Regions from separate parts of the Mus musculus genome. Here region 2 is linked to region 1. The links are chromatin contacts, found by Hi-C or POLR2A ChIA-PET in ENCODE. All regions are on one chromosome and are shown on one strand. Each heading gives the region's core, a stretch centred on a gene start or an enhancer-like site at or near the end of the contact. The rest is flanking DNA. Distances are from core to core; before and after follow the strand shown.

What was found. A loop is a pair of places that touch in the nucleus more often than their neighbours do. ChIA-PET counts read pairs that join two places held with the same protein, here RNA polymerase II (POLR2A).
Region 2: a loop to region 1 is called in a map of v-Abl transformed pro-B cells, with 2.4 times the contacts of the local background. The contact joins the promoter of Pan3 here to the enhancer-like site in region 1. A Hi-C loop is called at or near these places in 1 of 37 maps with a recorded cell type or tissue (v-Abl transformed pro-B cells). POLR2A ChIA-PET finds 5 or more read pairs at or near these places in 1 of 5 experiments (Patski).

The regions. Positions count from the first base shown.
Region 1 is chr5:146,676,381-146,683,411 of GRCm38, reverse strand. No RefSeq gene overlaps it. Among named protein-coding and RNA genes, the nearest start is that of Gm34700, 21 kb to the left of the region's middle. Within about 2 kb of position 3,876, at least 1 of the 3 ENCODE cell types and tissues checked has a DNase peak (open chromatin) inside an H3K27ac peak, as active enhancers do.
Region 2 is chr5:147,425,293-147,432,211 of GRCm38, reverse strand. Pan3 (PAN3 poly(A) specific ribonuclease subunit) reads right to left here and starts at 2,056. Exons shown (of 19, transcript NM_028291.5): 1 at 1,203-2,056. The coding sequence starts at 1,632.

The DNA of each region.
Region 1 (7,031 bases), core at 2,627-5,126:
TTTCTGAATCTGGGTAAAGAATCCAAACACATCTAATCTCAGGGTTTGGTGAAACTCTTTGCTTAGAGGCTTTATGGCCGAAGGGAATTGATGGTTTGTGTTTGCTTTTCAAATAAAGGGACCTCGGAGGCAGAAGAGGGCATTTTCCGTGGATCTGCTGACTTCTGAAATCTGAAGCCCTCTTCCTTATCTGTCCGGTTTATTACAGGTTTCATAAACGTTTTATGGCCATTGCTGAGGCACTGCTGACTAGGGCGGTGGCAGCTGTCCCCCAACTTTCCACATTGTTGCCAGGATCAAAGGACAGATTTACCACCTGATAAGATAGGGTGGATAAGACACAGCAGGTCCTGTACTGACTTCTTGCCTGCATGCACTCAAGCAAACAGAACTGACTAGATCTGAAGCCTCCCACCTCCCTTACCTGCAGCCTCTTACCATCAGCCATAGAGACCACTGGGCCTTCCTGGTAATTCTGGCCCCTCCAAGTTGACAGTGAATTTCCCCCTCTTTGTCAACATTTTAGGATGTAAAACACGAAGGGTATCTTTTCAAGACATCAGTGTATCTATACCTTCAGTGATTTTTTTTCCTGGAATTTAAAAAAATACCTGAGCCCTTTAGTCAGTCTCCATTCTGCTGGGGCAAATGACATTCATTTGAAAGCAGGTTCTGTGGAGGGGAGGGGGAGGGTTGAGGGGGAAGAAAAAAGAGAAAGAGTGCATGAAAATAATTTATGGCCAAATAAATCATTTCGAGAGCGTTTATATTTTCAGGTAGAGAAATTGTATTGACTTTACTTCTTGCCATTGTTGACTTTGCTACAACTGCCCTAACAATCGTTGACAATGCCCTTTTAATTTGTGTCATTACAATTGAACACTGGGAACTCCCGTTATTGCTAGAAGCCTTTAAAAATGGTTTTGTTATTCTTCTCTTCTCTTTTCCTTTCCTTTCTTTCTTTATTTTAAGAAAAAAAAATCCCCCCTCCATCCTTTTAACCCAGTTGGCCTGCTTACATTACAGGGACAGGAGTGGGCATGGGGGTAGACAGTACAGACACAGGGCACAGTCAGACATGGACCATGAGACACCTGCCTATTGAGGCAATAATTTGGAGGAAGTGAGGGGTGTTTAAGCACCAAGGCTGCCTCAGCAGACTCCCCTTTTTTTAGTCCTAGGAAGGTCACACAGTAGGTGCCCAGGAACCCTGCAGTTTTCTGTGTTGCACTTCCCACACTCACTCCCTTCACCCCACCCCAAGGTGCCCCTGAGCCCTGAGCACCCTGAGTTTTCTCTGCTGTGTCTTCCTTGAGCCTTCAGCAAGGCTGGCTCCTCCCCGCTCTGTGTGTCTCCCTTTTTGGAGCACTTACTGTGTGCCAGGCAACACAAGTAAGAAACTGTCAAGACTGACTGTATGCTCCAGGTAGAGAATCTTAACACTGCCCACTGCTTAGAGGGCATCGGGAACAAACTCTTGGTCTAGACAGAGAGAGGTTGGTGCCCCTGAAAGATGTAGGAGCTGGGTGTGGTGGCACACACGCGTGGAACCCCAGCACTTGAGAGGTAGAGACTGGAGGGTCAGGAGATCCTCATGTGGAGGCCATGACTCCTTTCAAGAGTCAAGTGTTGAGCTCAGGAGCACAAACACTGGACCCGAGGCCCTTCCCCAACACAGCTGCACAGCTGTGGGCCACAGTGCAGAGCCAGGGTCCCCAGGGACAGACGGTCTACTGGTTCCTCTTTCCTGCCCCCGAAAACACAGAACACACTTCCCTCCAGGGTCCCCTGAACCAGTGGTTTTCAGCTGTCCTGATGCTGCGACCCTTTAATACGGTTCCGCATGTTGTGGTGACCCCCCCCTCCCCCCCAACCATAAAATTAATTCCGTTGTTGCTGCTTTATAACTGTAATTTTGCTACTGTTATGAATCTCAATGCAAATATCTGCTTTACAGGATATCTCATATGTGACCCATTTGAAAGGGTCGTGACCCACAGGTTGAGAACCTAGACCCTCACCCTCTCAAGTAGTAGGAAGGCAGAGAATGGTGCGCTTCTGTGTAGAGGGACCACAGAAGGCTCCCAGACCCATCCTGGTCTAAAGGAAATAGCCTGCAAGAACAGAGGCAGCGGAGTTCAGACTTCATGGAACCAGCTTCCTGTGGTCCAGTCCAGGGAGACTGCTCTTGGGATTGGGTGGGGTGGGTGCTGGAGGAGGCTAATTATCTATGAAATTGCTTCTGAAACACTATCAGCCCTGATTATTGGCCACACGGTTGCATCCTTAAATCAGAGAGTGGTAGGTTTTCTTTCCTTCTTTTACAGAGCTGTAAAAAGTCTATGAGCTAGTTGGGCCTGCCACCCTCCCCGCTCCCGCTGTCTCTCTGTTTTATCAATATTGCCATAATTTGACACTTGTGAATAGGGGAAGATTGTAAAGTGTCCGTAGATCCCGTAAACCGTACTAAATACAGATTAGTATTACAACTAAGTTTAAACCCTAGTAAAAGATAATTAAGTTGATGGATGTGGCTGTAAATCTCCCTTTTATCAAGGGCTCGCTCGTGCGGGAGCAGCCTCTAGCTTATTATTTTACAGCATCATTAATGCCTTGGCAGTACCAGTATCTTCCATGGATGCTGCTGCCGGCTGAGCGAGGAGACGGTGGGATGTGCCATGTGGATGCACAAAGCCCTGTGAGCTCCTGCCTTCTTTTCTTTCTACTTTAGAACGGTGCGTGGTTGCGGCGTGACTGCACATGCAGGGGGCTTGCCTGGTGCTCACTGCTAGGCCAGCGGCTCAAGGGCATCTCCCCACCGTAACTCCAGATTACCTTAGGGGGTCCTGGGTACATAAAGACTACCGTATCCAATGCTCAGTTTCCTGACACTTAATCTGGGGCCGCTGCTTGCTACAGAGATGCTTTCCTTTGTGGCCCAGTAATACTGAGCTAGTGAAAAGAAAATGGCTAAACTATGATTAAGGAGGGTCCTGACACAAAAAAGTGTCCTTAAGAGTCACAGGATTTCCCAAGATGGTGCTGTCTCACCTGTCTTGACAGGTTCCTCTCACAGCCGGGCAATGGGAGTTTTTTTCTCTTTTTGGCAAGCTTCAGTGTTGACTTGAGAGTAGAGTGGTTGGCTGGCCTAGTGAAGCCCTGGGGCCGCCCCTCTTTGAGGACACATCTCTGGGACTGCTTGTTCAAGTGTTGCTAGTAGAGGACCCCCCAACCCTACTCCATCTTGCCCTTGCCCACAGAATGACTTAATGAGACTCCTTCAAGAGCAGAATCAGCAAGAGGCAAGGAACGCTATCTGGGGCTGACTTTTGGTCCTGAGTTGGCGCTTGCTAACAAGACATCTGGGTGGCAACCCAAAGGTGGCTCTCCCTCTGTCTGGTTCCTCCTCTCCAGGGTGGTACCTAATACTCACTACCAACCTCGCTTCTTGTGCAAGAGTGCAGAAGCCAGACGCACGGCCCCAGGGCAGGCAGAAGGCAGGTGAAGCAGGAGACCAGGGGGTTGTTGTGTCTCTAACCTTACATTGGGCCTAGTGTAGATCTTGCCTCGTGCTATTGAGAGTCCAGATATCATCTTTTGTAGGTGTTAGCTTTCCTTGGCTCCCCAGAGTTTCAATATGGCTTCAAGAAGAGATTTATTTATTTAGATACCTTCAAATCTGAACAACTAGCATCCATTATTTATAGAACAGAGCCCCTGAAGGCCAGGGCTCTTGCTCCTAACAGCTCCTTGACTGTGACCTTGAACCGGGCCTCAGGGAATCCAGGCCCAGCTGCCTTCATTGAGAGGCCAGGTTCTCATGTTTGCTGGAAGAGCTGAGCTAACTGGCCTTGACTGGAAATTAGGACATAGAGAACAAGGAAACAGACCAGTGGAAGAGTCATCTGGGAGAGACAGGATTTGACTCCAAAAGATAAACATACTTTTTTTTTTTTCTTTTTCTTTTTATTGCCTGAAGCTGAGCGATATGGACCTTGGTTGGAATTAGTAGGCTGAAAGTTCAAGCGATAAATGTTTCTCAGGGGCAGGAGGATCAGTGGGGCCAGCTTGAGGCTTGTCAGGAGGCCCTGGCTGGGGCTGTTCACCTTTTGAACTGGGTGTGGGTGGGTACAGAGCCGGCTCCCTTGACTGGTGGTGTGATTGTGAGCAGCGGGGATGTCTGTCAGACCTCCAGCCTCACCTCGGTGTACCAGGGTGGAGTCATGTTCCTAGAGGAGAGAGTTGCCGGTATTTAGAAGCCTATCACGGGTCTCTAGGCTTCAAAACCTTCCCGGGCGTCATCTTGGAGAAGCCAAAGCAGGTTGACTGACAGGCAGGCTTACGAACCGTACTTTTCTCTTTGCGGGGTTTCAGAAGGAAAACACCCTATCCCTTGGGAGCTACTGCTACTTCAAACATGTGCATTCTGAACTTCTCTTGGGGCCTGCCATTTCTACCCCAAGGTCAGAGGCCACTGGCAGGCTCTGAAACCTCACTTGATGAGCAGAAACTGAAGGTCCCCGTCTTCTCTCAATAAGAGCCAAGAGGTTTTCTGGCTCTCGGGTTTAATTAAGTCCCGGGTCTGGTCCTCCTGGACCTTGCAAGAGACAGATGAGGCAGACCATGGCTTGGTGTATAGGACATATGACAGACAGCCACTGTCCACTGGTTTAGGGTGTGACATCATGTAAATATATGGACACGTTGTGTAGGCTCTGGGCGACATGCTTGCAGATAGTGTGGTCATGGACTAGACCGGCTTCTCTCCACACCTCCCCGTGCTCCAGCAGCCCAAGGGAAAGCCTGGGGCTGGGGCTGAGGCTGACTGTAACATGCCTTAAGTGGCTTATGCTAATAAATCCAACTCTCACGAAGTGCAAACAACGGATTGTTGTGCCGGCTATTAGATCTTTACTACTCTCTAAACTCTCCAATAAAGCAAGCGCTTTATTCCTTTCAAATAATATTCCGCCCATTGCTTCCTAAAGATTAACAATTGAAAGAGGTGTCAGCAGGCCTCACTCTTTAAATTAAGTATAATAGGCCTTTTATAGCACAGCATAAAGATATCAAAGGGGAAAAGCTGTAATCGAGAAAGGACCGCTAGGTCTCTCTTTATCTGTCACCATAGCTTCAGCCTGACATTTGCGAGCCAAGCACAAAAAAAAAAAAAAAAAAAAAAAAAAAAAGACCAGCAGACCCCAGGAAGCTGGAAACGTCTAGATTAGCTGTAGAGCTAATTGCAGGCAGGCACAGTAAAGCTATGATTTAATTAACTAATGGTGTTGTAAGCAGAAGGTGTGTGGGCCATTCTTCCCTGTGCTTTGTTTGAGCAGAAGCCTGGATATGCCCTAGACAGGCAAGGAGCATTTGCCTTGGTGTCCCCCTGCCCCTGGCTGTACTTCTGTCTGGGATGTTTCTATAGAGTGAGCAGTTTATCAGTTAATTTCTTTTATATGTATGGGTGTTTAACCTATATGTATGTCTCTGAGCTATTTGTGTGCCTGGTATCTGAGGAGACCAGACGAGGCCGTCAGATCCCCTGGAACTAGAGTTGTAGACAGTTGTGAGCTGCTGTGTGGGTGCCAGGACTCGAACCCGGGTCCTTTGGAATTGCAGCTGGCGCTCTAACCACTGTGCAATCTCACCAGTTCCTTCATTTGAGTAGTTCCAACTGAGTCTGTAAACACCTCCTCTTTGGTTGTTTGCTCTACTGCCCATGCGTGTTTTAAGAATGTAGATGTCTGGCTGGAGAGATGGCTCAGCAGTTAAGAGCACTGACTGCTCTCCTAGAGGTCCTGAGTTCAATTCCCAGCAACCACATGGTGGCTCACAACCATCTGTAATGGGATCCGATGCCCTCTTGTGACATCTCTGTAGAGAGCAACAGTGTACTGATACATAAAAAAAATTAAATAAATCCTTAAAAACACCACCACCACCACCAACAACAACAGAATGTAGATGCCGGTCCGCTGTGCAATCACATGTATGAGACATGCAATGCTGGTCTCGCATGGACTTCTCACTCTGCTACTGAAGGACTTGCGTCCCCATCCGTTCTGTCCGTATTTGCATGCCAGCTGGGCTGTCAACTCGACTCCTGGCAAAGGGGGCGTTCTGGGTCAGGAGTCTGTTGCCAGCTCTGAATTCTTTCCAAGGAAGGTTAAAATCCCTCTAGGGTATAATGCAGTCCCCCAAAGCCCTCTTAGCTTCTTTGGGGGCCCAAGGAGGACAAAGAATCTGGGGGAAGGGTGAAATCAGTGGATGGTTCTGGGGCTTAGGAATGGGGGTGGGGTGGGGTGGGTGGGGTGGAGTGGGGGCCTGAACCCATTCAGCCCCTGAGGGCAGTAGGTGACAGGGTTGTAGAAGGTCACTGCTATTAGAGAGGACTCTGGGAATGTCAAGCTGCTGCAATCACCCTCAGGAGGTCACTGCTGAGTTTGAGTCAGACTCTGTGGGATGAGAGGGTCCCTTTTAAGAGCCACTATTTAAATTTAAATTTTACTCTATGTCTTACCCAGAGCCACAGGATCTCAACCATGTGGACCCATGAAAGGAAACCACTTCTTTCTAACATAATAAAATACTGCTTTAACTGAGATACCATAAAACAGGACCACGTTGGCCGTCATCATGCATGCGGTTCGGCGGCATTGAGTCCCTTCTAGTCCTTGCGCAACCCCCACCATCTGCCTCCACGGCTTTTCATCATGCAGAACCGAAACTGGAGCAGATTTCATTAAACATTAACTTCCTCCACCCACCGCGGCCAGCTCCTGGCAGCCAACACCCCAGTCTTCCTTTCTAAGTCTGACCTCATGTATGTAACATCATACAGGAATTCTCTTCTCGGGTCTGGCTTATTTCATCAAGTCATTCAGAGTAGCCAAGTGTCCCCTGGCTTTAGCCACTCCGTCACATGTGCCAGGTTTTATTCCTTTTCAGTCTGAGTACTATTCCATTGGGTGCCGAGGCCGCGGTCTCCTCATGCTGGGGGACACATGGCTACTCTGAATGACTTGATGATG
Region 2 (6,919 bases), core at 807-3,306, 750 kb before region 1:
GTCTGTCCTCTTACCTTTCTACATTCATGCTATGTGAGAGCACACTGACAATGACACACACACACACATACATACATACATACACACACACACACACGTAATTTTTAAAAAATTAACGGCTACATCCCACCAGGAAATTAACTTCTTTACAAAGCATCTAAATTTATTACCATTTAAGCTTCGGTAAACAAGAGACCAAAAAAAAAAAAAAAAAAAAAAAAAAAAGAAAAAAAAGAAAGGGGGGGGGCTGTTAAAAATAAATTATCCCAGTAAGTAGTAAACCACTTTATCAGGTTGTTTGTGTTAAAGACAGATTGTTCTGAAGTTCAAGTTAACTTGACTATCAAGTTATCACAAGATCTAAAACTAGAGGAAATCAAGCATCTAATTCTAATGTTCAAAGCATTTACAGTAACAGCAAACTCCACTTAACTTAACAGCTATAACGTACACAGCCCTAAATTCTTCTCACGAAAGCCTTCGGGGTGCGAGACGCTCTTGAGGCCCAGTGCTGAGCAAGTTCACTCGGTATAACGCCATGGGAAAGACAAGATCCCTGCAGACGCCCAGTTCACTTACTCTGGCTTTCCAGAAACCTGCCTGAGCGCAAGTCTTGGGAAATTCCTAACCTAAGCTCTCTATTAAACCTGTGCTTACTTAAAAATAAATAAATGAATAAAGCTGATCTTCATACACCTCTCCTCCCCGCACCCCCACCCCTGGCCCCGGACATCCTTTAGAAGGAGTTCCCAGCCGGCAACTTTCGGCAGCCCGCGCTCCACGCGAGCACGCACCGACACATGTGCTCGCAGACCCAGCCCCTTTCCACGCACACGCGCGCGCGCGCGCACACACACACACACACACACACACACAAACCCGGAAGCGACACCCCCTTGCTTCCACTCCGCAGCCCATCCCCCCTGCTCCCCGCACCCCACTCCCAGCGCCCCCCACCCCACCCCAATTACACCACGACCGTCCGTCCACCCACGCTCCCGGGAACCCGCCTCCCCTAGCTCCGGGGTTTGCCCCGAGCGGCGGAGCCCAGAGAGGAAACAGGAAGAAGGAAGGAGGGCTGCGCAGGGCCTAGGCCTCTCCTGCGGCCCGGAGGTGAGGGGAAGCGGGCAGGCTCAGGCCTCCTCCCCGCGCCCGGACCGCACCAACCCCGCACCGCACCACCCCGCCCGGGCCTCACTTACTCGCCACCCGCGGGCCATCGAGTCCGCCGCCCGCGGTCGCCGCCCCCGGGACGCCCAGCTCCGGCTTCTTGGGCCCCGCGGGCGGCCCCGCTCCCCCGCCCGGGAGCGCTCCCGGAGGAAAGGCGGCCCCGGCCGCGGCCGCTAGCGCCAGCGGGACGCTGTTGCTATGGAGGCCAAGCCCCGGGGCCGCGCCGGCGGCTGGGTCCTCGTGCAGGAACTGACACTCCTCGCCGTAGAAGCACGTCTTGTCCTTGGCGTAGTAGCGGCAGTACTTGAGCTTCACGCCCGCCGCCGCCGCCGGCCCGCCGGGGACGCCCCCGACGCCCGACGAGGCCGCCACCGCCACCGCCACGGCCGCCGCCAGCGAGGACGACGACGGCGAGGCAGCGGCCGAGGGCGGCGGGAGGCCACCGCCGCCGCCACTGTTCATGGCCACGCCGCAGCCGCGTCCCCCGCCGCCACCATAGACGAGGGCGGGAAGGAGCCGCCGCCGGAGCCGGATGGAAGCCGGGCGGGCGGGTTGGGCCCCGCTGAGGGAGCCGGAGCCGCCCGGGGAGGGGGAAGGGCGGGCGGGCGGCGAGCAGGGATTCTCCCTCTCCCTCTCCGCTGTCCTTAAAGGGGCCGCGCGGGACGCCGCGGTGGGCGCGCGGCCGGGGCTGCGGGGAGAAACGACCCTGAGGCGGCGGCGACCGGAAGCTGTGGGGCAAAGGCACGGCGGGAGGGAGCCGCCGGTTTGTTTTTAAACTCTTGCCCTCCGCTCGCTCGTCGGCTCGCGCTCCGGGTCCTCCCGACTTGTTTATGCCATTTTCCTCTTCCTGAGACGCTCGCCGCCTCTGCGCCTGCGCGAGTGGCGCGGGGCCTTGTGGGTAGGAGGCCTGGCCCGGGGGTGGGGGACCGCAGGCGTGGCCCCCACGGGGCGTCCGCGAGCTGACCGGAGGCGGTTGCTTCAGCCCGAGCCCTCGGAGGGAGGCCTTCCCCACGGCGGCGGCGCCGAGGCTCTCACGAGACCCGGTGGTAGTCCGCTTGGAGGGGAAAACACAAAATGACAGTCCGTCTCAGGTCCTTGGAAGGGGACGCAGCCCAACCTCGCTCCCCGGAGAGGAGAGTTTGCTTCCGTTTGTCACGTTTCCTCTCCCTTTCCCTGTGCTCCGCCACCCCTCTAGCCTTTGTTTTTTTTTTTTTGTTTTTTTTTTTTAAATCCTCCCCCTCGAAGGTGATGGACTACTGGCCAGATAGCCTTAGCTTCTGGGCTCTTTGTCAAAAGATGGAGCCAGAACCCTGGATGCCACCAAACCCCTGCTTAGAGCAGCACCTGTTTCCTCCGCTTTGATGGCCCTCGGGATTTTTTTCTCTCAAAGGTGCCACCTGGGACAGTGCTACCTTGGCAGCACGGGAAGACCCAATTCCAAATGTGCTGGAATGTTTTCCTACTCTGCATTCGAAATTCACTTTTTAAAAAAAAGTTTTCCCCTCATTGATTTCCAATTTGCTCCCCCCACCACCACCTTTTTTTAAAGGGGAGAGGCGTGAAGACAATTGAACCGCAGTGAAGTGAAAAATTGATATTAGGGTTTTAGAAATCTTCTCTAAAAGATTTTCTCAAAAGACAAATCCCTGTTATGAAAAGGACGGGTGTGGGCAGCATTTAAGGAATCGTGGCAGCCTGACGAAGTCACAAAAGAATATATAAAGTTTCACACTGCCAAAAGGGTGAGGTTGAGATGCATGCTATATAGATCCCAATCTGGTAAGCCTAGTGATGCTGCCCAGGGAAATTCTAAGCTGCTATCTCTGCGTGGACGCAGTGTTCACTCATTTAAATATCCAACAGGTATTTGTTAATGTTAATTACATGTTCCCAAGGAGCTGGGGATGCAAAAGTTAACCAGATGCAGTCGGACCTGAATTCAGAGGGCTTATTTATCCTCCGGCTAATGAGGCATAAGATGTGAATTAGTGTCTAGTGTTAACATCAGCTGTTAGAGGGGATTTAAAGAGTTGAACTCCTACTGAGAACTGTTGGGGAGTGGGGAGAGTGTTTACAGCATCCTTGAATTCAGACCTGCCTTTGGAACCTGCTTGCTTCTCTGTGTCTCCTTTGTACATTTGAGATTAAGTAAGTATCCACTTCATAATGAGCGAAGTGGTTCATAAAAATGTCCCGTGTTTGGGAAGAATTCAATCTAGCACTTGCTTTTTATTGCTGCTAGGTGTGTAGAGAAAGAGCATTCTAGCCGAAGCTAACAGCTTGTGAAGGAGGTCTCCAGGTGAATGGGGGTAGGGTTTTAGTAGTGTAATGATATCACACAGCTGAGCAGAGTTCGCAGAAGTGCTTTTCAGGCAGTATTAAGGGATTGGACTTTTTCTTGAAGGCAATTAGAAACTATCACAAGGTTCCAAAATGCTAAGTAGCAACATTCACATTTCCTTTAAGAAGAAAAGGGATCCCCGGGCTGGTGAGATGGCTCAGTGGGTAAGAGCACCCGACTGCTCTTCCGAAGGTCCAGAGTTCAAATCCCAGCAACCACATGGTGGCTCACAACCATCTGTAACAAGATCTGACGCCCTCTTCTGGAGTGTCTGAAGACAGCTATAGTGTACTTACATATAATAAATAAAAATAAATCTTTAAAAAAAAAAAAAAAGAAAAGAAAAGGGATCCCCATAAGAACGCCGAGAAGCAATAAAAGAAAGGCAAATTGTCCCTGAGCAGGGGAAGGCCTGAAATTGCCCAAAGTTTATTCATTCCAATCCAGGGCGTACCTAGTGAGTCGTGTGTGCTGTTTGTATTGGATGCTTCATTGGTGTTAAATAAACGTGCATGTCTTAAAGACTTGCCATGGAAGGTGGTGTTTCAGGGCTTGATAAATTTAAGCTACATTCAACATATTGTTCAAACTAACCTTAAATGAGAATCAATGATGATTACATACCAAGCAAGAGCTATGCTAGGCTCTGACATAACAAGACCTGGCCTGAGGATGGTTCAGTCAGGAAAACACTTGCCTTGCGATTGGAAGAACTGAGTTCCAGTCCCCAGAATCCAAGTAAAAATTGCTAGGCATAGTGGTGTGCATATAACACCAACGCTGAGAAAGCAGAGACAGAAGAGCCCGCTGTGCTAGCTGGCCAGCCGATCTAGCCTAATTGGTAGTAGCTGGAGGCCAGGGAGAGACCTCATCTCAGAAAAAGTGGACAGCCTTTCCAAGGATGACACTTGAATTTGTCCTCAGACTTTCAGGTGTACCCTGTACACACATGCACATACATTCATAAAAAAAAAGTATATAGATATAAAATTAAGATGTGTAAGACTGAGCCTCAGAAGTTCACAGGTAGTCATTAGAAGAAGCAGTATTAAAGTTTGTCATCAGTACTACATTTAACAAAATTATATTAAACTATCCTGAACAAATTAGAGAAAAGTAGACTGAGATACTTGGGCAGCTTTGGTAGTGTCAGATTAATCACAATCAAATGTTACACAGTTACCCCTGGGGGTCCTTAAGTATGCAAAGGGTGTCGAGAATGATACATATCCAAATACTCTCTCCTTCACTCATGAATCAGAATTCAGTTGGAGGAACGGGAGTACTTTAACATCACCGATGGCATACTCCCCCCACCCACAAACACATACACCCTGAAAGTAAATTGGCTATAATTTCCTTATCTTGGAAAATTAACAGCTTAAAATACCACTGTTGTCCTTAAACAGATACACACTAAGAAGGTAGCTCTCCTAAGTTGTATATTATAGTGTGGTCATTGCAGTATTACTCAAGAAAGCCAACAAAGAAAGTTGCAAGTAACCCAGACTATAAATGCAAAGAATAATGAAATCAGTAGTGGAGTGTCAACTTGGAATATTATGCAGCTAAAAAAATAGCCATGAAAACTTGCATTTATGATGCTCTGTTAATATTACATGATACAACATTATATTTGCTTTATATGTAATGTTTTGAAAAAATAGAATAAGGATCAGAGTAATTGCTTCCAAACATTAGCCATAGTTTTATTAAGGTGATAAAAGTACATAGATATAGATTAAAAGTATATACCACCACTCCCTACCATGACTTTATACTTTAGTCTCTCAATTCTGAGAAGTAGGTATGTTGTATTCATTAAATTATCCTCTATTTTAGGTTCAAATAAATTAAAAACAATTGAATACTCGTTGGTCATTTCTTTCTACATTTTCATTATATTTTGTCAAAGACTGGTTCAAATTATTAATTTGTACCGAAAAACTTTTTGCTAACATTGGGGAGGTTTAAGAAATAGTCTTTTTCAGAACCTTGACTGTGTTGACGTTAACACTGAAGTAGGACATACCACCGCATGTGCCAGTTTCCCAACTGACACTTCCTGCCAGCTTGTGTGAGGTTAGTGCTGCCAGACTGTGCTTCCCACCAAAAGCACTGTTGGCAGAGTCATGGACTTGAAAGCACATTCACCTTCTGCAGTGCACCTTCTGCAGTGCACCAGCTTCTGCTTTGCCTTCTACCAAAGCTTTCACAGAGCAAAACCTAAAGCTTCCCCCTGACAATTCCTCAGGACCTGGTTACTCCCTCTAAGCATCTTCTTTCTTCTTGTTTTTGTCTTAAGTGTATAAGTCATTTTTAAGACATCACTCCCTTCCTATGAACTTTTTGTAATTGGGTTGCTTTGGAAGACAGCTTGACACAGTACACAAGTGTAATCTATAGAATACCTGTACCCTATATCATTTGTGCTATCTACAAAACACGTTTGGGAGAGGCAGCTGTCTGGATACTGATTGGGTTCAAAGTCTTGCCCATACTAAGCATGATAACTTTAATATGAAGAATTGTTTATAATAATGTCCTTGTTTGGTTTTGGGCTTCTTTGGTTGGTTGGTTGGTTGGTTAAGACAGGGTTTCTCTGTGTAGACCTGGCTGTTCTGGAACTCACTCTATAGATCAGGCTAGCCTCAAACTTACAGGGGGAAACCTCTGCCTCCCTGATTGCTGGGATTGAAGGCCTGTGCTACTACCACCTGGCCTTAGGTTACTTTCTATTGCAGCAACATCATAACCAAAAGCCCGATGGGGAAGAAAGTAACCAGTTTTCAAGTTCCAACTCATGTTAGGGAAGTCAGGCAGGAACTGAGGCTGAGGCCTTGGAGAAACCCTGCTCACTGTCTTGCTTCCCCTACTGCCTCAGCCTGCTCTCTATGCCACTTAAGACCACCAGCTTGGGAGTGGCACTTTCACAGTGGATTAGGCCCTCCCCACATCAATCATTATTCAAAAAAAAGAGAGAGAGAGAGAGAAACCCAGGGCAGTCTGATGGAAGCAATTCCTCAACTGAGGTCCCCTTTTCCCAGACACATTAGACCTGTGCGGCTTTTCACAAGCCTGGAAGAATTGCCTACCTAAAAGAGTTGTTTGGGGGGTTGACTAACATAAGAACCTCTTAGAGGAAGTAGTCTTTCTGCCAGATGCAGAAACAGACGTCTTTGCAAAAATTATTCCAACCACTTGGTTGTACAGCGGTGCTTTTCTGGCAACTTTGTATTTTCTTCCTCTGTAGCATTCTATCTGAATCCCTCTATGTCTGTGATGGTGAGTTGGGCGGTTACTGTGATGGCGCCTCGTGTTCCATTGGTTCCTCCCAACAGTCCCGTGAAAGTTACCGTTTTGTATGTAACCCTGGAAATCTGAGTTTGGAGAATCTGTGAGCTTCTG